Linked DNA regions of Homo sapiens: all the other regions are linked to region 5. Evidence: chromatin contacts called from ENCODE Hi-C or POLR2A ChIA-PET data. All regions are on one chromosome and are shown on one strand. Each heading gives the region's core, a stretch centred on a gene start or an enhancer-like site at or near the end of the contact. The rest is flanking DNA. Distances are from core to core; before and after follow the strand shown.

Region 1 (4,628 bases), core at 510-3,009, 430 kb after region 5:
GGGAACCTGACTGACAGGCGGCAGTGAGTGCCTGTGACCTGTGCATCACCTCACCTGAGGAACTGGGTGAGGAAGGAGGAGAGGCTATGAGGGTCAGAGATAGGTCCTGCAGAGCCGGGTCTGGTGGGGGCAGCTCAGGGCCTGGGGGGTTCAGGAAGTCTTATCAGCACTGTGGACCTGGGCCCCAGGTATCCCCCCAACCTCTCCAGTCCCCCTTACCCTGTGTCCTCTGACAGGGGCCTAGAGAGCTCAGAATTAGCTGGTCATTCTCAGAGATGCACAGCATTGAGCTGGGGACAGTGTACACAGCTTCTCCCTGTGGGACATGAACTCTGTAGGACAGGCCCGTTTACTCTCATGTCCTGTGGGATATGACCCTTGCCCAACTCCTCACCCTGACATCTCCCAAGCAAATCCCCAGACTGACCGTGGCCTTGCATCGTGAGGCAGCCCAGTGGGTGACAGGGGGTGCTGTGCAAGGGCCCTCCAGTGTCAGGCAGCTTTCAGCCAGGCACACGAGTGCCCCCTGATGCTCCTGGTCCTCCCGCATTTCATCCAGAAGCTGGGACAGTGATAGGCCTGGGGACAGGGGACCATGGGATGAGTCAAGGCTTAAAGGGGAGGACCAGGAGGGTGAGGGGGAAGACAGCTTATTGAGGAAGCATAAGGTTAAGGCTGGAGAGATCACTGCACAGCGTGTTAGGATCACTGGTCAAGCTCTACAGTACCTGCATTGGACGAGGTGGACTCTGAAAGGTGCTCCCTACAGGAAGAGAGTGGCCAGGACTCAGGAACCATGCTGAGGCCTGTCTACCTAGATACACCATCCCCTCACCAAACAACACGTGGCCCCCGAGCCCAACCCCAGACTCACTCAAGGCAGTCATAGAGCTTTTTCTGAACATCTAAGTCTTGGTTGCTAAGAAAAAGAGAAGGGTAGTTAATGGGGGCCCAAGCCCTCCTACCCCATAGGCGTCTGCCAGCGCCGGCCAGGCTGGGGTGGGGAGAGCTGCTGGAGGGCGGAGGCATCACTTACCAACCAGGCACCCGTAGCCGGGGCTGCTCCGTGGGCAGCAGGCTGAAGCGGTCCACCTGGAGATAGAACTCTGCGGGCTGGAGGAGTTCGGGGGGAAGGGGGGGTCTCAGAATCGTCACGAAGAGTCATGCCCGGTAACCCGCCCAAGGCAGTCTCACCACTCACCGCGCCGCCCTCAGCGACCTGGACATGAACCCCGCAGTCCTGCAGCAGCAGCAGCCGGCCCTCTGTCCCGCGGAAGCCGAACTCCTTCTCCTCCCTGCAACAAGCAGGATCCTCACTGCCGGGCCCACCTGAACACAAGGCCCGCCCACCTCGCGCTCTCCTGCCGGACTCCGACCTCCAGAGCCGCGCGGGGCCTCTCACCAGTCCGAGGTGTCCAGGGCCTCCCGCGTCACCAGGCATCGGACACTGTGGGTCCCGTCAGACACAAGCAGCGTGGCCCCGACGTCGGACGTATCAGGGGCGTGGGATGGGCCCGCGACCGCGGCCTCGGCGTCCTGTAGTACCTGACGGCGGCGAGCGGCGTCAATCCCACCACCCCGGGCCTCCGCCTCGGTCTCCGGGCCCTGAATGGGGGCTCACCTCAAGCAGCTGCCCGGCTCGTGGACTGGAGGGTGTCTCTGACCCCAGAATCAGCTCCCGAATCCAGGGCCGTAGGACCAGCCTCCCCGAACCTGCCATCCCCACGGCTACACCCAGCGGATGCAACGGGCCCGGGTTTCCCGCGGGCGCCCAGGCCCCGCCTTTCCTCGGAAGAGGAAGCTCCTTCGCTGGGCGGGGCCGGAGGAGGAGGCCCCGCCCACGTACACCCCGCGCCTGCGCACGAGGGCGTCCTGCTCGGGGGCCTGTGTGCAGACTCCCGCTGGTCCACCCCGCTGGTGCACGGGATGCTGGCCCGTTTACTCTCATCGCGGCGTCACTCTGACAGCGGCCAGGCATTTGGGCCGTTCGTCAAGATTCCTGTGGTACCGGTAGGGAACAGAACAAGGGCTGGTCCCGTCCCTGGAGAGGGTTCCAGGGCCGGAGGCTGAGGCCGAGTGCCGTCCGAGCGAGTTGACTCGAAACCATTTCAGCACCGTGTGACCCCCGAACGGTTCAGCACATATTTATTATGACTCAGTTTCCTCATCTACACAGTGCACGGTCTTGTAAGGCCAGTGGAAATAAGAGCACACACACAGCGCTAAATAAATGGTACTTCCTTCGCCCTCCCCTCGGATTGGCGGAGCCCTGCTCCCCAGACTCCGGGGGCGCGCGGACCTCAGCGTGATGACGCAAGAGCGGAGGACGGCTCCTCTCCATCCACGGCTCCGTTTCCTAGGAAACGTGGACTCCGCGTTCCACTCTGCGTCGCTGCCCCCTTGACGTCACGCTCCGGATGGGAAGGCGGGGCGTGTGCTACCGCCAGGGGCGGGGCGGCGCGGGCGGGCCGGCCGGGCTGTGCACCTGCGCCTCGGCGGGCCGCCTGGGGCACCGTCCCCGGCCCGCCCGGCCCCGCCATGGCCCGGCCGCAGAGGACTCCGGCGCGCAGTCCCGATAGCATCGTCGAGGTGAAGAGCAAAGTAAGGGCTCCTCCGGCCTCGGCCCTAGGCGCTCCCAATTCCCTCTTTCTCCCCTTCCCAGCTCCTTGGTCCCCGCCACCTCTTCCCTCTATCCTCCAAGTCCCATTCTGCTTTTCTGCTCGCCTTCCCCCATCCGTCTTCCTTCCTCCACTGCTGGTCTCCAGCTCTCTGTGGCCTGAGTACCTGGAGGGCGGTAAGAAGACCTTGGACAGCGTCCCTGGTACTGGAGCTGAGGTCTGGGCTTAAGGCTGCCGCAAAAGCGGCAGCCGCATCTTTCCCATTCCTGCCAGCCTGCGGTGAGAAAGGGGCGCAGGCTGTCCTGACTCCTCCTCTCCCCCAACCCCGACTTCCAGTTTGACGCCGAGTTCCGACGCTTCGCGCTGCCTCGCGCTTCGGTGAGCGGCTTCCAGGAGTTCTCGCGGTTGCTGCGGGCGGTGCACCAGATCCCGGGCCTGGACGTGCTACTTGGCTATACGGATGCTCATGGCGACCTGCTGCCCCTCACCAACGACGACAGCCTGCACCGGGCCCTGGCCAGCGGGCCCCCGCCACTGCGCCTACTGGTGCAGAAGCGGGGTGAGGAGGGGTACAGTGGGCAGCCTCTGTGGGGTAAGGTGTCTGTGGGGCAGGTCTACAAGGGTTAGTCCATGCCCAGGGTACCCAAGCGTCACCCTCTGCAGTCCCTGCCCTTGGCTTGACCTCTAAGTGGTAGGAAATAGCTACAGTGCCCCCTGTAAACAGCCCAAGTCGGGGAGCAGGTCTCTGATCTCAACATCCCCCCTCTTCTGCAGCAGAAGCTGACTCCAGCGGCCTGGCTTTTGCCTCCAACTCTCTGCAGCGGCGCAAGAAAGGGCTCTTGCTGCGGCCAGTGGCACCCCTGCGCACCCGGCCACCCTTGCTAATCAGCCTGCCCCAAGATTTCCGCCAGGTTTCCTCAGTCATAGACGTGGACCTACTGCCTGAGACCCACCGACGGGTGCGGCTGCACAAGCATGGTTCAGACCGCCCCCTGGGCTTCTACATCCGAGATGGCATGAGCGTGCGTGTGGCTCCCCAGGGCCTGGAGCGGGTTCCAGGAATCTTCATCTCCCGCCTGGTACGTGGGGGTCTGGCTGAGAGTACAGGGCTGCTGGCGGTCAGTGATGAGATCCTCGAGGTCAATGGCATTGAAGTAGCCGGGAAGACCTTGGACCAAGTGACGGACATGATGGTTGCCAACAGCCATAACCTCATTGTCACTGTCAAGCCCGCCAACCAGCGCAATAACGTGGTGCGAGGGGCATCTGGGCGTTTGACAGGTCCTCCCTCTGCAGGGCCTGGGCCTGCTGAGCCTGATAGTGACGATGACAGCAGTGACCTGGTCATTGAGAACCGCCAGCCTCCCAGTTCCAATGGGCTGTCTCAGGGGCCCCCGTGCTGGGACCTGCACCCTGGCTGCCGACATCCTGGTACCCGCAGCTCTCTGCCCTCCCTGGATGACCAGGAGCAGGCCAGTTCTGGCTGGGGGAGTCGCATTCGAGGAGATGGTAGTGGCTTCAGCCTCTGACAGTCAGGATGAAGCCCCATGCCACTCCACACTGCTGGGACATGGCAGGGACTTCACAGTGGGGGTTTTTAGCTGGCTCACAGGGCTCCCTCAGCCTGGGGAACATTAAAGGTTTTCTACAAATACAGTCATGGTCCTTGTGTGTCCCAGTTCCAGCCTCCTCCCTGGTCTCACCAGCTTGCCTTCTGCTCTGGACTAAGGCAGGAGTGACATTGGGGAGAACTTCCTGCAATCAAGCAGCAGGAGGGCCACCAGGCTTGGCATTTTTAGGGTAAGAAAAGCTCTTATGGAAACAAATCCTGTGTACAAAATGTTTAATTTTGACAAAGCAGTTAAAAGGCTAGGGTGGCCCTTCTGCAGCCACTGGTGACTGGGAAGAGTGCTCTAGGGACACTGGCCACCCCCCTGCTCCTGTCTTCAGACCTCTGCTCTGGGATTGGGTCCAACCCTGTCCTTTGCAGCCATGTGGCGATCCTCAGCA
Region 2 (4,576 bases), core at 720-3,219, 490 kb after region 5:
ATTAGAATCAGGGACCATCTTTTAAAAATCACATAGTTCTAATTTTTAAGTTTTGGGTCAGAGGAGGCTTTCTAAAAAATTGCTAGTTCTACTACCAATGTGTTCTAGTATTACTATAGAAATCAGATAGCAATTGCCCTAGCAAATAAAAATAATAATGAGGGCTGGGTGTGGTGGCTCACACCTGTTATCCCAGCACTTTGGGAGGCCAAGGCAGGCAGATCATCTGAGGTCAGGAGTTCAAGACCAGCCTGGCCAACATGGTGAAACCCCTTCTCTACTAAACATACAAAAATTAGCTGGGCGTGGTGGTACATGCCTGTAGTCCCAGCTACTCAGGAGGTTGAGGCCAGAGAATCGCTTGAACCTGGGAGGCGGAGATTGCAGTGAGCCGAGATCGCACCACTGCACTCCAGTCTGGGTGACAGAGTGAGACTCCGTCTCGATAGATAGATAGATAGATAGATAGAGAATTAGACCCAGACCAATGATTATTCCATGGCAAAGTGGGAAAACCAGGTGGTAAGAGATAACCTCTCACAACAGAATCTTTATCTGTGAAATAAGGATTCGACCAACAGAACCGTCTGTTGAAAATTTCCTCTCTTGGTCCAGGCAGGTTCTCTAAACTCCCAATCCCAAAGCAGTTAATTTTTTCACGTTTCCTGTAAAATGGATGGCCTTAAAACTCTTTTGTTCTCTAGTGTAGCTTTCCAGAAGGAAATAAGTTTCCTTATCAAGAATGAATCTAGCTTCCCCGACTCAAAAACAACCATCTTCTCTATATTGCTCCATATCACAATAAATTTAAGTGCCTTCCTTTTCTAAATTAAATGCTGTTCCCTTCAACTTAAGGGCCACACACTAAGGGCTATTCCTTTAGAGGCTTTTGGGCCCCACAGATCACAAAGGTGGTGCCCTGCCCTAGTTCTTTCTGGACATTTAAAAGGACATCCACTTTCTTGCCCTCAGGATAACATTATGGGAACAATGAACATAAATAAGACAGTTAAATAAGCTTCCCTGATGCCTATCCAATACAGCTTTCAACTCTTCTATCCTGCCTTGTTCTTTAGATCGTGCTGTAGTCTGGAGGGTAAACTCTTCACACAACCATTCCCAAGCCCTCATGTCCCTGTCCACTCTTCCTCCCTCACCTTTTAAGTGTGATAGGGCCTTGATGGGAAGACCTCACTTCACCTTTTGTCTCAAGTCCATCTGCTTCCTTCCAGAGCTACAAATACAAAGGTAGGCCAGGGCCATTGAGACGTGGCCATAGGGCACATGGGAGCTGGCAGAGCCACTCGCACCTTCTGGGGTGTCCCTTCTTCCACCTGTCAACTGAACACCCGTTTCTTAAAGATTTATCCCCAAAAGTCCCATCTCATTCTGAAAGGGGACGAACCAGCTACCCCACGAGCCCTTTGTCTGAGCTTCTACACCTCACACATCCTCATCCACAAAGCGTCCATCCTCACACAGTCAGGTGGTCCGCTCGGCACAGGGCGGGGGAGACTAGGTTTTTGCATCTGGTAAAAGGATGGGTTATGTCTCAGGTTCTTCCAGGATCCCAAATCCTATAATTCTACCACCAAGCCTGCGGGTCCTATTTCTGCGGTGGAAAGGGCGAATCCCAAGGCGACCCTCCACTCCACGCGCCTGCAGGCAGTTGGAACAAGCCCCCTCCAACCCCGGCTCTGCGGGTCCACGCCTCCAACCTCCGGCGCCGGGCCGCGGAGAAGGCCCTGTCGGCGCCCGCTCCCGGCCGCGCCATGCCCTCTTTCGCCCTCACCCGCCACCGGTGGCCGCCTCTCACCTGGCACGCTGGCATCGCCCACTCCGCGCTGCACTGGAAACCATGGGTCCGACGGGGTCTCGGGGGCCACCCATCCGCCTTAAGGAAGGCTGGCGGGGATGCGCGGGCCCGGGAGTCCAGGGCGCCGCCACCGGGAACGCGCCGCCTGGTTTCTAAGGAACTGGGGGCTCTGGAAAGGGAGGGGCGGGACGGCAGGAGGACTGCGCATGCTCCATAACGGGGATGGGCCTGCGCTGGGAGGGGCCGTAGCCGGGAGCTGCGCATGCTCGCTTTTTGGGGGCGGAGCTTAAGCAGCCTGGCTAGGAGGCTCAGGTTATTCATTTCCGGCGGCGGAGGCGGCAGTTTCCTAAGCTTGGCTTCTCTCCGGTCCGCTGACCGGCGTCAGGGACCAGGTTTTGGTAGCTGTGGGTAGCCTCAGTTGTCCTGGAATGAAAGACGGTTTCGTGTTGGACAAGGACATATCTGCAGAAGGCCAGTTCTCTCGAACTCGTCGGACTTCCTGGCTCCCTGACCCCCAGTGACTCGTTTTTCCGTTTTCTCAGGTGCCTGTCTGGGCTCCTCTTCCTCTGGATGTTTTTTGATTGTTCCTTAAATATCAGTGCTCTTCAAGACTGTAACCTCAGTCCCCTTGGCCTCTTTACTGAAGCCTATGCCCCACCAAATAGCAAACTATCCGCTAGAGTAAGGAAGCCGTTAGACCTTAGAATAAAACTGCCTGTGTAGGAAATGTGATTGGGGTTTGTATCTGCATGGGGAGCCCCCGTCCCTGCTTGTCTGACCCTCCTGCTGAGTATCAAGATCCCCACTCAGCTGGCATTAGGATGATCTCCCAGCCATCATTCCAGAGCAGCCTGTGGTGACAGAATATGTCAGCTGACCTAAGCGTGAGGCAGTTCCTACTGAGATATGCTAACTAGCAGCAGAGCTATCCCTGCTTTGAGCGGAGACAGGACTCCTACCACCTCTGTGAGGAGCATGGAAGGCTTCCAAAGTGATGAGAAGTTGTAACCCCTAAACCCCCCCTCTTCTGATGGGATTTTATCCTTTCTCTCCTGGATCCTCTAGAGCCAGGCAGAAGGAAGGCAGAGTCAAAATGTGCCTGTTTGATCTGTTTCTTAGTCATTGTTCGGAGTTCCACTCTTCTTGAGTAGGATTTCTCAACAGTGGCACTATTGACATTTTGGACCTGATAATTCTTTGTTGGGCAGGGGTGGGGGGAGCTGTCTGCATTGTAGGATGTTTGGCAGCATCCCTGGCTCTACCCAGTAGATGCCAGTAGCACCCCAAGCCCAGTTGTGACTACCAAAAATATCTCCAGACATTGCCAAGTGTCTCCCTGGGAGCAAAATCATTCCCAGTTGAGAACCACTAGTCTAGGGGGAAATGAGCCTACTCTGGCTTTACTTATATAGAACCAGGACTTTATGCTTAATCTAAAACCCATATTTTCCCCTTTATGCTACCTCTTCCCTAAGAGCATTCTATAGAGTAATAGTCCTGTAAGATTCTGCTGAGTGACACAGTCTGTAGTAACTTAAGTTTGGAAAGTGCAGGGTTAAGCAACACATTTTAACACAGGATTGAGCTTTTAATTAGCTGGTGGCGATCACTGTGAACATCCATAAGACAGTTTTCCTAATTTACTGGACCACCTCCCAATTCCAGTGACTTTTTTACTGGCAAACCTCCCCTAATTTACTGGCAAACCTCCCAATTCCAGTGACTTTTAGCCACTGCCTGCCCCCTTCTGTTCTGTGTTATTTTGTGGTACTATTATCCATCCCATCACCCCCAACCAAAGTCTGCATTTGCCTTGTCTCTTGCTTCTCCTATTTCCCTCACATTCAGTTATTCATCTTGTACCTCCAATTCTCTCCTAAATCTTTCTCAAACCTGCCCTCTTTGCAGCCTCCTACCTGGGTTCTTTTGCTCCAATTTGTCTCCAGTACCACCTTCAGGTGGACACCAGCATGATCTACCGTATCCCTCCTCTGCATAAAACCCTGGTGCCTCGGGGACAGGGCAGGCAGGAGTGGGCCAGTCACACCACTGGGCATCCTCATGGAGGAAGGATGCTCATGTGTACTGTGTGTATCCCTGTGTGCCAAACACTGCTGTATATCTGCCATAATCCTCTACCTCCACGGGGCAGAAGGATTTACCATGTTTTAAGGATGGGGAAACAGTCTCGGAGAAAGAGGTTAACTTTCCATGTTAACACAGTAAACGGTGCGAGGATTTTGAAACAAGCTCTTGCTCCTCAGGCAAGAGACAGGAAGCTAATTTCAATACCCGTCAGGCTGGGTGCCGTGGCTCACGCCTGTAATCCTAGTACTTTGGGAGGCCAAGGCAGGAGGATTGCTTGAGACCAGGAGTTCGAGACCAGCCTGGCCAACATGGTGAAACTTCTCTATAAAATATACAAAACTTAGCCAGGCATGGTGACACATACCTGTAGTTTTAGCAACTTGGGAGGCTGAGGTGGGAGGATCACTTGAGCCTGGGAGGTTGAGGTAGCAGTGAGCCATAATCATGCTACTGCACTCCAGCCTGGGAGAGAGAGCAAGACTTTGTCTCAAAAAAAAAAAAAAAAAAAAAAAACCCAAAAACAAACTCTCAAAAGAGGTACCCCCAGAAAACTTTCTGACTGTGCAGTATTTGAGGCGAGCATATTTGGAATTTTATTTTTTATTTTTTTAGGCAGGGCCTTGCTCTGTCATCCAGGCTGGAGTGCAGTGGCGCAATCATGGCTCACTGCAA
Region 3 (4,821 bases), core at 2,026-4,525, 290 kb after region 5:
TGGCCAGCACTCCCACGGCCCAGCCCTGTTGAAGAAGGAGGCAGTTCATTAGATGTGCTGACATTGGCTCTCTTGGCTTCCTGGGACAGCCCTCACCAGCATCCTGGGCTCTCAAGAGCCTGGGCTGGTGGCTGCCATCCCCCCAGGACAGGAGCCCACCAAGTCCCTTCTGGTTGAGGACCCTTGGGCCCTCAAGGATCCCAACTCTGCTCATGATGGCATCTGGGGGAGCGCGGGAGCCCTGGAGGGGAAGGTAAGAGTCCTGGGTCCCAGCCCAGCCTGGCCACTGGCTCACTGTGGCGACCCTCAAGCATGGCCTTGCTCCCTCTGGAACTCAGTGACCTCTGAGATCTGGGACCTCTGAGTCTGGGAATTGGGCAGGGTGACAGAGTCAGGTGACTCAACCTGCACCCGGTCTTGGGGTGTGGAACCCTGAGCAGAGCAGGTGGCGCTCTTGGAAGGGGAGGCAGACAAGGGCAGAGAAGGGGGCTGCACAGGGCTTTGTAAGAGAGAAGGAGAGGTTCCGGACCCAGCCTGCGGTCCAGGAAACTGTCTCAAAGGAAGTGGGTCTCGGCTGAGACCTCAAGGGTGAGCAGCAGTTAGGCGAAGGAAAGAGGAAAAGGCATTCAACTGTACGGCCCAGGCCAGGCGCAGTGGCTCATGCCTGTAATCCCAGTAATTTGGGAGGCTGAGGTGGGTGGATCACCTGAGGTCAGGAGTTTGAGACCAGCCTGGACAACACGATGAAACCCGGCCTCTACTAAAAATGCACTACTACGCGTGCTGATGCACATTTGTAGTGCCAGCTACTTGGGAGTCTGAGGCATGAGAATTGCTTGAACCTGGGAGGCGGAGGTTGCAGTGAGTGGAGATTGTGCCACTGCACTCCAGCCTGGGCAACAGAGAAAGACTCTGTTTCAAAAAAAAAAAAAAAACACTTCAGGGCCCACCCTGTGCAAAGATGGAGAGGTAGGGAAGGCAGGGTGTATCCAGGGACACAAAGAAGTTCAGTCCAGCTGGAACTACGCCCTCCTAAGGAGGAACTGGCCAGGGGTGAGGGGCCAGTGGGGAAGTGAGGAGAGACAGGTCCCACGGGCAGAGGTCATCCAGCTGCTGCGTGGACAATGAACAAGGACACCGAGTGATGTGTATCCTTGGCAAGTGATAGTCTAGCCAAGGGCAGGAAAGTGGGCATAGGGAAGAGGGGACTCACTTGGTGGCTGGAGGGTGTCAGGGAAGAGGTCTGGGGAAAGATTACATGGGGACCCAGGAGGGAGGGCAGTTCTGAAGGGAGGAGATGGGGCTGACTTTACACAATGGATTTGGAGGTGTCCGAAGGTCATCCTAAGTGGGGGAAGTGGAGCAAGAGATGTGGGGGATGAGACTCAAGTCATCACTGTGGGAACAAAAAGGAGGCTCTGGCCAGTGCGGTGGCTCACGCCTGTAATCCCAGCACTGTGGGAGGCCGAGGCAGATGGATCACCTGAGGTCAGGAGCTTGAGACCAGCCTGGCCAACATGGTGAAACCCTGTCTCTACTAAAAATACAAAAATTAGCCGGGTGTGGTGGCGGGCACCTGTAATCCCAGCTACTCGGGAGGCTGAGGCAGAAGAATTGCTTGAACCTGGGAGGCAGAGGTTGCAGTGAGCCGAGATGGCGCCATTGAACTCCAGCCTGGGTCACAAGAGCAAAACTCCGTCTCAAAAAAAAAAAAAAAAAAAAAAAAGACTCTGAGGGCCGAGTGCAGTGGCTCATGCCTGTGATCCCAGCACTTTGGGAGGCTGAGGTTAGCAGATCACTTGAGCTCAGGAGTTCAAGACCAGCCTGGACAACATGGTGAAACCCTGTCTGTACCAAAAATACAAAAAAATTTAGCCGGGCATGGTTGTGTGTGCCTGTGGTCCCAGCTACTCAGGACGCTGAGGTGGGAGGATCACTTGAGCCTGGGAGGCAGAAGTTGCAGTGAGCTGAGATCGCGCCACTGCACTCCAACCTGGTGACAGTGAGACCCCATCTCAAAAAAAAAAAAGAAAAGAAAAGGAAGGAAGGAAGGGATGGAAAAGAGAGAAGAGAAGATAAGAGAAGAGAAGAGAAGAGAAGAGAAAAAAGAAAAGAGGCCCTGAAGTTGTACCCTGGAGAGAAGTATCAAGAATGAGGTGTGGCTAGGTGCTGTGGGTCACGCCTGTAATCCTAGCACTTTGGGAGGCCGAGGCAGGCAGATCATTAGGTCAAGAGTTTGAGAGCAGACTGACCAACATGGTGAAACCCCGTCTCTACTAAAAATACAAAAATTAGCTGGGCATGGGGTGTGCACCTGTAATCCCAGCTACTCAGGAGGCTGAGGCAGGAGAATCGCTTAAACCTAGGAAGCAGAGGTGGCAGTGAGCCGAGATAGTGCCACTGCACTACAGCCTAGGCGACAGAGTGAGACTCCATCTCAAAAAAAAAGAAAAAAAAAAATGAGGTAAGGGGGTTGAGCTCCTGGAGGAGCTCACTGAGGGGCATGAAGGGAGATAGCCAGAGAAGCAGCTAGAAATCCTTCTCTTGGATCACAGAAGCCAAAGGACGCTTCAGAAGATGGGGAGGACCAGCTGTGCCCAACACACCTGGAAAGGTCAAAGGAGGAGAGGACTGAGAAGTGGAGGGACAGGGAGCATTTCTCCCTCTTGAAGAGGCTTTGGCATATGGAGGGGGTTTTAATGGTAGTGGTGGGGTTCCCAGGATCCGTGATCAGGTCTGAGTGTCAGCAGAGCTGTCACACAGAACCGAACAGGTTGTGCACTGCACTCTACAGTGACTGTTCTTGAATCCAGGACTGGCCGCCAGGGGCACCCCCTTGAGCTGGCGGTATTTTGCCAAGTCCGTAACTGCAGTGTAGACACTTCCCAGACGGTGGCGCCAAAGACCAACTTTACTTCTTAGGAGCAGAGTCGGGTTCCGCCTGGGGATTCTCAGCCCCAGGTCGTCATCCGATGGGACGGGGGAATTTCCAGATGCCTGGTGGCCGGGTCTCTCCTACCACCACACCCTCCAAATCTCTGTCAGAGCAGTTCACCTAGCGTTAGCAACTCACAGAAATAAACTATGCACCACACACTGCAGCCTTCCTTTGTCAGGGGGCCTGGGCTGAAAGGGTCCCAGGGGAGCAGTTCATCCCATGAGCTGGGAGAGGCGAAGACGTCCCTCCCACTTGTCCCTTAGGAGAAAGGAGTCAGGAAGGAAGGAAGGACGCCCAGCCCAGACCGCGAGACACACAGTCAATCGCCCCACCCCTTGCCCAAACCAGCAGAGCACCGCCCAGCTCACAGCTCCCCCTGGAGGCCGAGGCTGGACTAGCGGGGACAATGACAGCGACACTGGCCAGCCTCAGGCGGTGTCCCCAGGGAAGCGATTGCCAAGCCTAGAAATTTACACCTCCTCAGTGCAGAGGCCAGCCTGGAGATGGCCCAATAAGTAATGGCCATGTTGCTTTTGAAAACGATGCCATGTTGATTGCAAACCATTATTTGTATGAATAAATACAAAGAAGAAAATAAACCAAATGAAAGTACAACGCCCAGAGATGACGGGCATTGTGGCTCTCAGGACCGATGGATGCAGGTCTCACCTGAGGAGATTCCTGCTATGCAGGCTGTTCTGGAACTTTCTCCACTCCACCATGTTTTTTGTTGTTGTTGTTGTTGTTTGAGACAGAGTCTCGCTCTGTCGCCAGGCTGGAGTGCAGTGGTGCGATCTCAGCTCACTGCAACCTCTGCCTCCCGGATTCAAGCGATTCTTCTGCCTCAGCCTCCCGAGTAGCTGAGACTACAGGCGTGTGCCACCACGCCCAGATTTTTTTTTTTTTTTTTTTTTTTTTTTTTGAGACAGAGTCTTGCTCTGTTCCCCAGGCTGGAGTGCAGTGGCGCGATCTCGGCTCACTGAAACCTCCGCCTCCCAGGTTCCAGCAATTCTCCTGCCTCAGCCTCCCGAGTAGCTGGGATTACAGGCACACATCACCATGCCTGGCTTATTTTGTATTTTTAGTAGAGACGGGGTATCCCCATATTGGCCAGGCTGGTCTCGAACTCCTGACCTCAGGTGATCCACCTGCCTCAGCCTCCCAAAGTGCTGAGATCACAGGCGTGAGCCACCGCGCCTGGCCAATTTTTGTATTTTTAGTAGAGACGGGGTTTCACCATATTGGCCAGGATGGTCTCGATCTCTTGACCTCATGATCTGCCCGCCTCAGCCACCCAAAGTGTTGGGATTACAGGCATGAGCCACTGCATCCGGCCTCCACCATGCTTATTATATTGAGTGCCTTTCCATGTTCAGATATAAAACCCTCACTCCCTACCCCGCCCTCACCCCACTCACCTCTCAGACCTCACCTCCTGACCTCTCCTCTAGCCCACATGGCTCAACTACCACTAGCTCATTCTCACCTCCCAGCCCCCCAACCCCCCGCCTTTGCTGTTCCCTCTGCCTGGGACACTCTTCCTCTGGGTTGTTCAGTGACTGTTTCTTTCCTGTCACTCAAGTCTCAGCTCCAATGTCACTGCCTCAAAGAGGCCTTCCCTGACCAACCTGACGAAAGCAGCCCCTCAGCCCCACCACTCCAAACCACATTACCTGGTTTGGCTTCTTCACAGCTCTCCTCTCTCCCTCTCTCTGAAATCATCTTGTTTATATGTTAACTCATTTATTGTCAGTCTCCTTTGGCAGAGTGTAAACTTGAGAGCAGGGGCCTTGCTGAACTGGTCTGTCACTGTGTCCCCAGCATCCAGAATGATGCCAGGCGCATAGCACATGCTCAATCCATGCCTGCCATCCATTTGCAGT
Region 4 (5,279 bases), core at 884-3,383, 480 kb before region 5:
GGGAGGGTGGGGAGGAGAGGGTGGTAAAGGCAGCAAATTCCAAGATCTAAAATGACATTCTACTGCAGTTATCCTTACTTCAAAAGGGAAATAATGAGGCAGGTCCACAGGCCCTATCTATAATTTATAAGACATGCATTCGGAGAAGTGAAAGTAAAAGGTAGGGTTAGTTTCTCACAAGAAAAAGTTTCACCACAAGAAAAACAAGAAATCTTCAAAATATGATACAATTAACCTAAAAGTCCAGGTACTGTGAACTAAAAAAAGTCTGATCCTGCTTCACAATGGTGAAGAATGGAAGTTATTCACTTTTGATTTTAGTACATCTCCTTCACAAACATTCTGAAGGCTAAGAAACTGACGAAAATAATTATAGACCTAGCAAAACTCTTCAGTACAATCTCAGTTAATTATTAAGCACTTCTTCATCTCCCTCCACCCAAACAACACCCCCCTTCCCCGGATCCTTAAACATCAAGGAGAACCATCGCCAAACATTACTAGGCACTTCTGCCATTTAATAATATGGAATTACAGAACATGAGAATTGAAAGGCAGTCAGTCCACAGATCAAAGACCTCCTCTCCATCTCCAATGCCTCTACCTTATTCAGGCCCTCTGCATCCAGACCAAGGTGAGGACCTGTCAGCCTGACTTCAGTACCTGCTCATTTTGAGCTACTGTCCCTCTGCAGGCAGCGTTCTTTCTAAAACTCAGATCTGGTGATCTTGATCCCCCACTTCTTGAAGATCTCTAAGGGTCCGGTATTACCTACCACAGTCAATTCCTGAGAAAGGTCACACATTCTAACAGTAGGAAAACTACCAAGGCAGTGATTCCCATGGGAATTGGGGGATGGAGGTGAGATAAAAGCCATTTGAAAAATCAGAGAACTTCAGGAAACAGCACTAACTCTTCAGCCTTCCCACAATCTGCCCCCAACTTACCTTAGCAGCCACCAACCACAAGGCGCTTCTAGCAGTTTCCAAACCCCACACCCTCTTGTCATCTGTGTCCCTGCATACTGACACTTTTCTGCAAAATACTCAACCCCCGAATCATCCTCCTTCACCAGCTCTAAGCAGTGTAATGCTTCCACAATAATCGGCATGGTGCAATGCAATCACCAATACATCTGTCTTCCACCAGACTGAGATTCTTCTATAGTGTTTAAGAGTCGCCTATGCTGAGCCTGTGCCCAGCCCACAGGTCCCAAGCAACAAATGGACTTGCTGTGTGAATGTACCCAAACTCCCTCACTTGAGGAGAGTGAGGCCAGAGGGAGTAAGGGACCTGACTCAGGTAACCTAGCAGTGAGGGCTAGCATAATGGAGGAAACGTCCCCAGTGCTGACTCTCTGTCCTCTGCAAAGTCCCTAAAACCTCGGACTATGCACTACTGATGAGGCTCAAAGAAGGCTCCCGTGGTCATTTCCCCACAGCTCCGAGCCCAGGTCACCTCGTTCTCCCACCTTCTCCACCTAATCTCATCTACTAGCTTCCCCTCTCCACGACCTCAATTTGGTAACCGTCGAGGCAATGAAGGCATAGAGGGCCAAGTGACTGAAACAATATGCCGACAACCCCAAAGCACCACTACGCTCTCCAAAGAGGGCAGCATCCCACCCTCAGGCGCTGGAGGCTTGACCACTCTCCAGCTGACCGGCCAGGGCCGACGGTCCCTTTCCCGCCAGGCTGCGGGCAGGCGGCTGGAACGGGGAAGGCGGGGACCTGAGGGAGGGGCGCCCGCCTCGCCCACCCCAGCGACCTGGGGCAACGCCCCGCCGCCGGCGCTCACCGAAGACCAGGATGTTCTTGCCGGACGGCAGCTTGGACCTGGCGCGGGTGGACACTTCGCTCAGAATGGAGGACCTGTGGCGACAATGGCAAGAGTGGTCAGCCCCGGGCCGGGCTGGGATGGCCCGGCTCGCGTCGGCCCCTCAGTGTGTCCGACGGTCCGGCCCAGAGGCCGCGCCCCCCACGGCCCGGCCCGACCGCCCGCGGCCTCACCATAGGCTCTGGCCTTCCTCCTCCTCACTGGTCAGGTCGCCGGCGGCCGCCACCGCGGGCCCGTTGGGACCTAGCAGCAGCTTCTTCTCCACCCCCACCGGCGCCATCTTGCCAACTGCAGCCACAAAGAGGGCCCTCCCCCGGGCCCGCCGAGGACCCGCGAGGACCCGGGCCGGGCCGCCCCCCGCTCGCCGTCCCTCGCGCCGCGCCGCCCGCCGACCTTGCCGCGGCGACTGCGCCGCCCAACGTGTCCTCTAGGTCTGCGATGGCCACGGGCTCCCACGGGTTGCGAGGCCGCCGAGGTGGCGGGCGGCGGTCAGGCAGCCGCCGGGGCAGCCATGCGCGGGGAGGCGGTGGCAGGGGCGGGCACCGTCCGGACCGAGGGCGCGCTGGCGGCCTCTGCCGGCTGAGGGGCGCAGCGCAGCACCCCGCCACGCTCGCCGATTCCCCTGCGCCGTCGCGGGTCGGGCAGCCGGATGACCGACCCGAAAGCCTAGGCTTTGGGAATGAGACTGATGGACACAAAAGCGCCATTTATCTAGAGCTCACCATGTGCCAGAGTCACACATTATCTCACTGAATCTTATCTAACCCTTTCACAGATGAGGAACCTGAAGCTCAAAAAATTTAAGAAACCCACCCAAGGACCCAAGGCTAGAAGATAACATTCGGTACTTCTAATTTATTCCCCAACCTTGGACCATTATATCATGAACTTGGCCTAACCCTACTCAAGCCCTGCATTGAAAGACTAGCCTTAAGGAAGACCCCAGAATCCTCATAAATATCCTGCATTTCCCCCTCCTCCTCCGAAGACTAAAGACTGTGAAGTAGTGCTCTTGACCGCAGTGCATAATACACTTGGCTTTGCTTTATTAACATGCTTTTTAAAATGATGTTTTCAGGGAGCCAGCATTTCACACCAGAAGAGGAGCCCTTAATTTCCTTGGGGGCCAGCTGGCAGGTGCAGAGCGGGGAGAAAAATAAAAGGAAAGGGGATGGAAAAGGGAAAGAGCGGAGAGTAACCGAAGGAAAAACATACATTCCATTATCAAGCTTAATTTTAGGTGTGGCCTCTACTTGAGGGCTCTTGCCATTCTCTATGGAAACAGGCTAACAAGACATTTCTAAATATCACAAGGAAGTGGAATGTGGCAGAAAAGCACCACCTAAGTAGGTTTCAGATGAGTAGGATTGTGATCCTGATGCCAAAAAATCTGGCGGCATGAATTACGGGATAAAACAAATGGGCATATCATCTGCCAAACTGGATGTAAGGTTTAAACAAGACGAGAGTGAAAACCCACTGAGTTCCTCCCTTGGAAATCTGGGAAAATCAGGCAAAGTGCCAGAAGTCCTAAAAGGGCAAGCAGTGCTGAATTTTCACAGGACAGAAGATGGAGATGAAAATTACAGGCCAGTGAGCTTAATCAGCACTAAGTGAAATTTTGTGATTAAACACTAAAGGAAAAGAGAATACCAGATTTACACAGTATCTTTCTTTTTTGCAGGAGTACCAGGTAGGCGGATGCTGCAGATACAGCAAATGCAGATTTCAACAGGGCATTTGACAATTCACATCTTAGATGCGAAAGTGAAATCAATGCTGGATGATAGCACTGAGGCTTATTAAAGACTAGCCCAGAGGTGGCTGATGAAGAGGAGGGACCAGCAGATGAGGCTGCTAGGGGCCTGCCCAAACCTCCTGCCCTGGCCAGCCAATTCAGGGTGCCATCAGTGACTTGGATAAGAATACAGCAGCAGTCATGGAAGTTGTGGATGACCTGAAGCAGGAAGGGTTGCCTTATCTACTGCATGACAAACTGAGCAGAGACTAAATCTAACAAGTTGAAATTTAGCAGGAACTATTAAAGTCCTGTGGAAGAGTTTAACAAAAAAGCATAGGAAGGCCAGGTACGGTGGCTCACACCTGTAATCCCGGCACTTTGGGAGGCCGAGGCTGGCGGATCACTTGAGGTCAGGAGTTCCAGACCAGCCTGTCCAACATGGCCAAACCCCGTCTCTACTAAAAATACAAAAAAAAAAAAAAAAAATTAGCCAGGAATGGTGGCATCCGCCTGTAATCCCAGCTGCCTGGGAGGCTGAAGCACGATAATTGCTTGAACCCAGGAGACAGAGGCTGCAGGGAGTTGAGATCACACCACTGCACTCTAGCCTGGGCGACAGAGTAAGACTGTCAAATAAAGTAAAATTTAATTTAAAAATGCATAGGAATAGGATAGGAAATTATTTGAAATAAAAATGATAATCTAAACGTCATTACTGTATTAACTATAATCTAAGAGTTGGTCATGTAGAATGCCAAGAAACATCTTAGGGTAGAACCCATAAAACCTCACTGATGCTAACAAAGAAGCTAGCCCCCCATGCCAGTCAGGCTGGATTTCTTAGGGTGACATTTCTGGACACATTTTGCAAAGACAGAGGTATCCAGTGGTCAGTGACTAAACTCATAAGGGGACAAGACATCGTTCTGCTGCAACATGAAGTAACTAGGGCTCATCAGTATGAAGGATAAAGATACAGAGGGAGAAGAAGGGAAAGTGTAGACATTTCTGAAAAGCTAAAGCAAATAAACATACACCAAAAAGAAGTGAACCTGACTATATGATGTGGGAGTATTCAAAGCAACTGCATAATTAGTCTTTAGAAGAAGAAACTTTTTTTTTTTCCTCTAGGATACTACAATAAACAATAGAAGAGGAAACTTTTTTAAGAGATAGGGTCTTGCTCTTGTCCAGGCCAGAGTACAGTGAAACACTCATAACTAACTACAACCTCGAACTCCTGGGCTCAAGCGATCCTCCCACTTCAGCCTCTCAAGTAGTTAGGACCACAGGGGCATGCCACCACATCCAGCTAATTTTTAAATTTTTTTGTAAAGATAGGGGTCTCACTATGTTGCCCAGGCTGGTCTCAAACTCCTTGCCTCAAGTGATCCTCCCACATTGGCCTCCCAAAGTGCTAGGATTACAAATATGGGCCACCACCACAGCCAAGGAAACATTTTAATTAACAAAATGTCAAATATTGATTTAGTGTATGGGAACCTTAGTTAAATAGCTTGGGGAACTATTCTTTCTGAATTCTGGGGAGGGACTTTTGTACCATATAAAAATACTAAAATCCAAATGTCCCACATAGTATTTATTGCAATATAATGTCAAATAACATTTAAAGGCTAATTCTTTTCTCTGTGTCCTTTAAGCTTAAGGAAAAATAAAAGCATATTCCTAAACAAATGTTTGA
Region 5 (5,312 bases), core at 479-2,978:
TAAAACTTCAGGGTTCACAGTACTCTCAGGACAGTCTCCACTCCTGGATCAGCACTGCCAGGCCTCTGTGCCTGATTGGACTCGCTGGTCCCCAAACTTCCCCAGTCCAGTCTCCCCATTGCCCTACGCACACAGCATGTCTATTTCCTTTTGCCTATGCGGGCCTTTTCCCTGGGATCCCCTTCTTGAAGCTTAACTTCACCAACCCATTGTGATCTCTCCTTCCTTTCTCAGATGCCAAGCACGCAGGCACAGTGCTCAGCCAGTGCTTACTGGATTAAATTAAGGTTGGACAGTCCAGTCCTCTACCTCTATTTTCACCAAGAGTATGCTCAGGGAAGGGGTCGGGGAAATAAAGCAGTCATTACTGAGAGGACAATGACTGGCAGAATAGACTTCTGGGCCAGGAAGGGAGGCATAGGGAAGACAGTATTGATGGGGACTGGGACTGACCAAGTCCCAATCCCTCCAGGGAGGCACGGAAGCCTGTTTGAGCTGAGTTAAGACAGTGGCCATCCTGTCTTCTGGGGCTAAGCAGCCAGCCCAAGAGCAAAGGGAGAGGGGAACAAACCTGTCATCCCTTGGGGTGAGTCGGGAAGGGACACAATTCATTGACCTAAGAAGAGGGTGGCCTTTCTAGAGGGACAAGAGGAGGCAGTGATGAGGATGGAGTGACCATCCCATGAGTCCCATCTCAAGGGGGCTACTGGAGATAATGATTGGTCACTCATGGGGTCTATGGGGATGGAAATAGATAGCCCCTAAAGCTAAGGGGGAAAGGGATAGCACTGCAAGCTCAATAGGGGTGGGAACAGGCCTATTTTTGCTAAGGACAGGAGCATCATTCCAGGACCGATGGGAAAGGGTGGCCTGTTTCCCATGGGCAGAGAGAGGGGGCTGCCAACCCTCAGGACAAAAGAGATGGAGAAGCCATTCCAACAGGCCACTGAAGACAAAACCTGTTATCTCCCTGGCAGATGGGGCAGAGTGGTCTTGCCCCTGGCTAAGGGGAAGGAGCAAACATCCCACGGAGTGAAAGAGGTAAGGGCGGCCATCACTAGGGGCCTAGGAATGGGGAACAGGCCTATCCTTGTTAAAGGAACTCAGAGATCATTGCAGTTGATGGGGAGGGAGCAGTCTGTTTCCCACTGCCAGGGAGAAGGGGCGGCCGTCTCTGTAGGAAATGGAGAGATCATCCCAAGGGACCAATGGGGATAAGATCAGTTACCCTTCGGGACGATGAGATGGAGCGGACATCTTCCAGAACTGAGCGGGGAGGAGACAGCCACTTCAAGGGAAGGGGATGGGCAGAGGGCCTGTTCTCGCGGAGATGACAGGGCAGCTATCTTCTGGGGCCGATAGGGAAGGGGAGGACGGTCCCCCAAGCTAAAGGGACAGAGTGGCCCAAAGGAGGAACCGTTACCCAGAGCTAGAAGGTCCCGGGATCGGGAGGGCGGGTCGTTTCCGCCAGGCTGGAGGGGCCGGGCTAGCTATCTGACAGCCCCTCCCCAAAGCTCAGGACCGCGAGGGCGGGGCCTGTCCAGAGCTAGGCCTGAGGGCGGCTTCCTCTCACCTCCAGGGGCAGCGACTCCGCCATCGCATCCCTGCCGCCTCCGCCCCCACTGCGCAAGGCTTTCTGGGAAATGTAGTCTCGCCTCTTTGGGGCGGGGCTTGGGAAGGAAGTGAGACCTATTTCCGTCGCAAAAGCTGACGACTTCGGTCTGCGCCGGAAGTGCATGAGCTGCCGATGTGGTGCTTAGTGATTGCGGTTTCGGTCGCTCTCCCGTGTTTCCCGGGCTGGGTATTTGCCTCGCACCATGGCGGTAAGGAGGATGGATAGGGCGGGGTCCGCACCAGCAAAGCTCTCCAGGGGCTGTGAGAGTGAAAACTGAGAAAGAACATTAAGGGATATGGGGTGGGCCAGAGCGGGGCGCCATCCCTGGCCAGACCGTGCTAGAGCTGGGCTGGGGGGATGGCGGCGCAGGACCATACCAGGACTAGTGCCAGAGCGGGGTGGGCATCAGTACCAGGGCAGGCCAGAGATCTAAGTGACCTGAGGTGGGGGTTAACCCAGATCGGGACTACGCCAGCGGAGGCCTGAGAGAGGCACCATTCAACTCCGCTCAGGAGTACCCTTGGAAGAGTCGTTAGCCTAAAGCCAGACTACCACGGGATCCAGAGGCGGTATTAGCTTAGGATTGAATTGTTCCAGGGCGAGCAAGAGGCGATTGATCCTAGCTGCGGGTGCTGGAGAGATGGCGTCAGCCCTAGGCAGAATGGACTGGAGGATGGGTGGACATCCCAGGGATTTTGCTAGGTTTCTGCACTACGGGGACCTGGCTGAGTTGCGGATGGAGCTCTATAGCTCACCAGGCTGGTGGGGAGAATGAGGAGGACCGTGGCCTCCTGACGGCATCTCATCATTCCTCTGCAGCCCAAGGGCAAAGTGGGCACGAGAGGGAAGAAGCAGATATTTGAAGAGAACAGAGAGACTCTGAAGTTCTACCTGCGGATCATACTGGGGGCCAATGTAAGTGCCTACCTCCTTGCTTCTATGCCCACTTATAGTCAGTTCCCTAGTCCTCAGCCCTGCTTGGTGACGAGGAGTGGTACCCGAAAAAGCTCTAGAAGAGAGCTCCAGTCAAAAAGAAATGAGAGATCTGGGCACAGAGAAAGTGCTAACTAGTAAAACACAAAGAAAATGAAGGCGTGAGTCGTAGCTGAATTTGAGAGCTCTTCCTACCTCCAAGTACACAAAGGCTTCTTTCCTGGGCTGAGTTGGGTGTCAGAGGAGAGTGGGTATTTGGGATTCAGGGAGCAGGGCCCTTTCTTCAACCCTGTAAGAACAACCTTGCTCCTCCCACAGCCTGGCCTAATTCTTGGTCAGAGTTGAGGGAGACCCATGGTTTGGAGGTAACTTCTGACCCCAACCTGATCCTGTGATTGCTTGCAGGCCATTTACTGCCTTGTGACGTTGGTCTTCTTTTACTCATCTGCCTCATTTTGGGCCTGGGTAAGTATCTCCATCCTGGGAGGTGGATGAGTGCGTAGGGTCAGTGGCTGGCCTTTGATACCCTCATTCTTGCTCTGCAGTTGGCCCTGGGCTTTAGTCTGGCAGTGTATGGGGCCAGCTACCACTCTATGAGCTCGATGGCACGAGCAGCGTTCTCTGAGGATGGGGCCCTGATGGATGGTGGCATGGACCTCAACATGGAGCAGGGCATGGCAGAGTGAGTGTCCCCCACCGCCAGCCCAGGTGAGCGGCCCCAGGGCTGGGGCCCAGATAGCCCAAGAAGCACAGCTACTTGTAACTTGAAAAGGGTGGAAGGGAGTTGCAACTTGAAAAGGGTGGAAGGGCCCATATGCTGTCTTTCCAGCTTTATTTCTATCCACAGGCACCTTAAGGATGTGATCCTACTGACAGCCATCGTGCAGGTGCTCAGCTGCTTCTCTCTCTATGTCTGGTCCTTCTGGCTTCTGGTATGTGGGCTGGGGGCGCTCCCAAGAAGGGGCATCTAACCCTCCCCATCTTTTATTCCCTGCATCTTGCTTCAAGTTACCGTTTCTCTTGTAGGCTCCAGGCCGGGCCCTTTACCTCCTGTGGGTGAATGTGCTGGGCCCCTGGTTCACTGCAGACAGTGGCACCCCAGCACCAGAGCACAATGAGAAACGGCAGCGCCGACAGGAGCGGCGGCAGATGAAGCGGTTATAGCCATTGACATTGTGGCCACAGGCCACTGGCCCTGGGTGGCTCTGTCAGGGTGCACAGCCCCTCATGCCTGGAGCAATGAGGGTCTAGTCCAGGGGCCAAAAGCAGTCTGAGGTATTGGGTATACTTATACTCTATAGGGTCGTTGAATAAATGGCTTAGAATGTGGCTGATGGCTGTGTGGGTGATGAGGGATGAGGCAGGAAAAGCTGGTCCTATGGGATTTCCCTCCTGCTACAAACCCAGCCTGGTGGGGACCCTGAAAGAAGAGAAACCTGTTGGATTAGCTAAGAAAATTTTATTTTGCTCCGTGCGTTCAAGGAGCTCACACACATGCACATGCATATGCATGCACACACACACATACACACACACTCACATGCATACACACACGGCTAATACTGCTCAAGGCATGGCTCCTGGGCACAGAGTTCTGGGGCCAGAATTCTGCTCTGGGCCCTCCTCACTCTGTCATCTCCTGCACTGCAGTCCAGGGTCCAGATAGATTTCCGGGATACAGCACCTTCACACCTCCAGGCCAGGACCCTTGCTTAGTCCCAGTGCCTGCACCAGGTCATCTCCGAGCCCACTCTTCAACGTCCTTCTCACTGCAGGGACAGAGCAGGGTTGGAGGGGGTTGATGGGGTTCAGGTGGGCAGTGGGATTGTGGGGGGTTACTTACAAGACTTGCGGTTGCCGCGGGAACGCTTGCGTTCCCTAGCAGCTAAGGCACGAGGACTGCTCTTGGTCACTGACTGCACCAGAAGGTCCATGATCTCATCTGATGTATCACTGGGTAAACTGGAGCCTGGGGGTTCTTCTGGGGATGCAGTGGAGGGCCCCACTGTGGGCATGATTGGGGAGCTGCTCTGGACCATGCCTGAGGAAGGCCAGATAGCAAAGTCAGGCCAAGGTGGCACTGGAGCCCATTCCCCACAGCTGCTATGGGCCTCACCTCTGCTGCGGCGATTGTGTGTGGTGTCCTCAGGCCTGCTGGTCAGCAGACTCTTCATACTAGCATGACTGTCAGCATCTCCCCGGCCTGGCCCGCTGCTCACTGCTACTGGGACAGAGGGGTTGCTGGGGGCTTCCCCAGCCACACCTGAGAACTTCTCTGTCTGGAGAAAGAAGAAGGGTGAGCTGGGAGGAGCGAAGGAAACCAAGGAGGTGGCAGTCAAGACTAAGACCTGGAAGGGCACCCACCTCGGTGATCATGCGTCCCCGGGTCTTGTTGCGCTCACGGTATGTGGCCTGCTTCTGCTGCTGCTGTAGCACTCGTTCCCGGCAAGTCCGATACTCAAGCGCAAATTCCCGCAGCGTGTGGCAGAACTGCATGATGCGCACTTCACGGGCCGCCTGCGGGGTGTAGCCCAGGTAGAGCAGGAAGGCATGGAACCTAGGCAGGTCAGAGTAGGGAGGGACAGTAAGTCCTGCTTATTGTCTGAGGGAGGGTGGTGGCCGTCCTGCCTCTCTTGGGTCCATGCCCCTACCTATTGCAGACACGGCGGTGCACTATCCTTAGCATGGCAACACGGCGGGCACACTGGTCCAGGAAGTGGGTGAGGCGGGCACGCAGGGCTGGGGCCAGCTCATGCTTGGCCAA

What was found. Hi-C counts contacts between places; a loop is a spot of excess contacts on that map. ChIA-PET counts read pairs that join two places held with the same protein, here RNA polymerase II (POLR2A). Pooled maps may share reads with other maps.
Region 1: a map of ovary shows a loop between it and region 5 (6-fold over the local background). The contact joins the promoter of ACD here to the promoter of TMEM208 in region 5. A Hi-C loop is called at or near these places in 3 of 168 maps with a recorded cell type or tissue (dorsolateral prefrontal cortex, naive thymus-derived CD4-positive, alpha-beta T cell and ovary), 4 of 37 single-sample maps with no recorded cell type and 18 of 50 pooled maps.
Region 2: a loop to region 5 is called in a pooled map, with 20 times the contacts of the local background. The contact joins the promoter of GFOD2 here to the promoter of TMEM208 in region 5. A Hi-C loop is called at or near these places in 10 of 50 pooled maps. POLR2A ChIA-PET finds 5 or more read pairs at or near these places in 2 of 52 experiments (T-cell and activated CD4-positive, alpha-beta T cell).
Region 3: a loop to region 5 is called in a pooled map, with 3 times the contacts of the local background. The contact joins the enhancer-like site here to the promoter of TMEM208 in region 5. A Hi-C loop is called at or near these places in 4 of 50 pooled maps. POLR2A ChIA-PET finds 5 or more read pairs at or near these places in 2 of 52 experiments (HepG2 and PC-9).
Region 4: a loop to region 5 is called in a pooled map, with 10 times the contacts of the local background. The contact joins the promoter of DYNC1LI2 here to the promoter of TMEM208 in region 5. A Hi-C loop is called at or near these places in 6 of 50 pooled maps. POLR2A ChIA-PET finds 5 or more read pairs at or near these places in 2 of 52 experiments (Caco-2 and activated T-cell).

What each region holds. Positions count from the first base shown.
Region 1 is chr16:67,658,501-67,663,128 of GRCh38, forward strand. ACD (ACD shelterin complex subunit and telomerase recruitment factor) reads right to left here and starts at 1,760. Exons shown (of 12, transcript NM_001082486.2): 1 at 1,622-1,760; 2 at 1,403-1,545; 3 at 1,202-1,295; 4 at 1,037-1,113; 5 at 875-919; 6 at 729-763; 7 at 428-579; 8 at 220-316; 9 at 55-141. The coding sequence starts at 1,720. It overlaps PARD6A (par-6 family cell polarity regulator alpha), which reads left to right and starts at 2,460. Exons shown (of 3, transcript NM_001037281.2): 1 at 2,460-2,601; 2 at 2,955-3,177; 3 at 3,396-4,274. The coding sequence starts at 2,539. The coding sequence ends at 4,147. It overlaps ENKD1 (enkurin domain containing 1), which reads right to left. Exons shown (of 7, transcript NM_032140.3): 7 at 4,445-4,628. RefSeq lists an enhancer at 1,090-1,673 and silencers at 1,827-1,936, 2,247-2,726.
Region 2 is chr16:67,717,347-67,721,922 of GRCh38, forward strand. It overlaps GFOD2 (Gfo/Idh/MocA-like oxidoreductase domain containing 2), which reads right to left and starts at 1,970. Exons shown (of 3, transcript NM_030819.4): 1 at 1,817-1,970. RefSeq lists an enhancer at 1,288-1,367 and silencers at 1,728-1,777, 1,838-1,887.
Region 3 is chr16:67,518,361-67,523,181 of GRCh38, forward strand. It overlaps LOC100505942 (a long non-coding RNA gene), which reads right to left. Exons shown (of 2, transcript NR_104656.1): 2 at 1-25. It also overlaps a transcript of RIPOR1 not described here. Among named protein-coding and RNA genes, the nearest start is that of RIPOR1, 8.1 kb to the right of the region's middle. RefSeq lists enhancers at 82-171, 182-231, 492-551, 2,971-3,230. Within about 2 kb of position 3,276, at least 39 of the 41 ENCODE cell types and tissues checked have a DNase peak (open chromatin) inside an H3K27ac peak, as active enhancers do.
Region 4 is chr16:66,749,476-66,754,754 of GRCh38, forward strand. It overlaps DYNC1LI2 (dynein cytoplasmic 1 light intermediate chain 2), which reads right to left and starts at 2,134. Exons shown (of 13, transcript NM_006141.3): 1 at 2,010-2,134; 2 at 1,798-1,871. The coding sequence starts at 2,116. DYNC1LI2-DT (DYNC1LI2 divergent transcript) reads left to right here and starts at 2,277. Exons shown (of 2, transcript NR_133569.1): 1 at 2,277-3,425; 2 at 3,521-5,268. It overlaps TERB1 (telomere repeat binding bouquet formation protein 1), which reads right to left. Exons shown (of 19, transcript NM_001136505.2): 19 at 5,165-5,279. RefSeq lists a silencer at 1,762-2,561 and an enhancer at 1,775-2,490.
Region 5 is chr16:67,225,402-67,230,713 of GRCh38, forward strand. TMEM208 (transmembrane protein 208) reads left to right here and starts at 1,729. Exons shown (of 6, transcript NM_014187.4): 1 at 1,729-1,823; 2 at 2,435-2,530; 3 at 2,954-3,013; 4 at 3,094-3,230; 5 at 3,396-3,480; 6 at 3,575-3,877. The coding sequence starts at 1,818. The coding sequence ends at 3,712. It overlaps FHOD1 (formin homology 2 domain containing 1), which reads right to left. Exons shown (of 22, transcript NM_013241.3): 18 at 5,200-5,312; 19 at 4,913-5,105; 20 at 4,665-4,827; 21 at 4,392-4,589; 22 at 3,988-4,317. The coding sequence ends at 4,235. It also overlaps the pseudogene FBXL9P. RefSeq lists an enhancer at 1,532-1,881.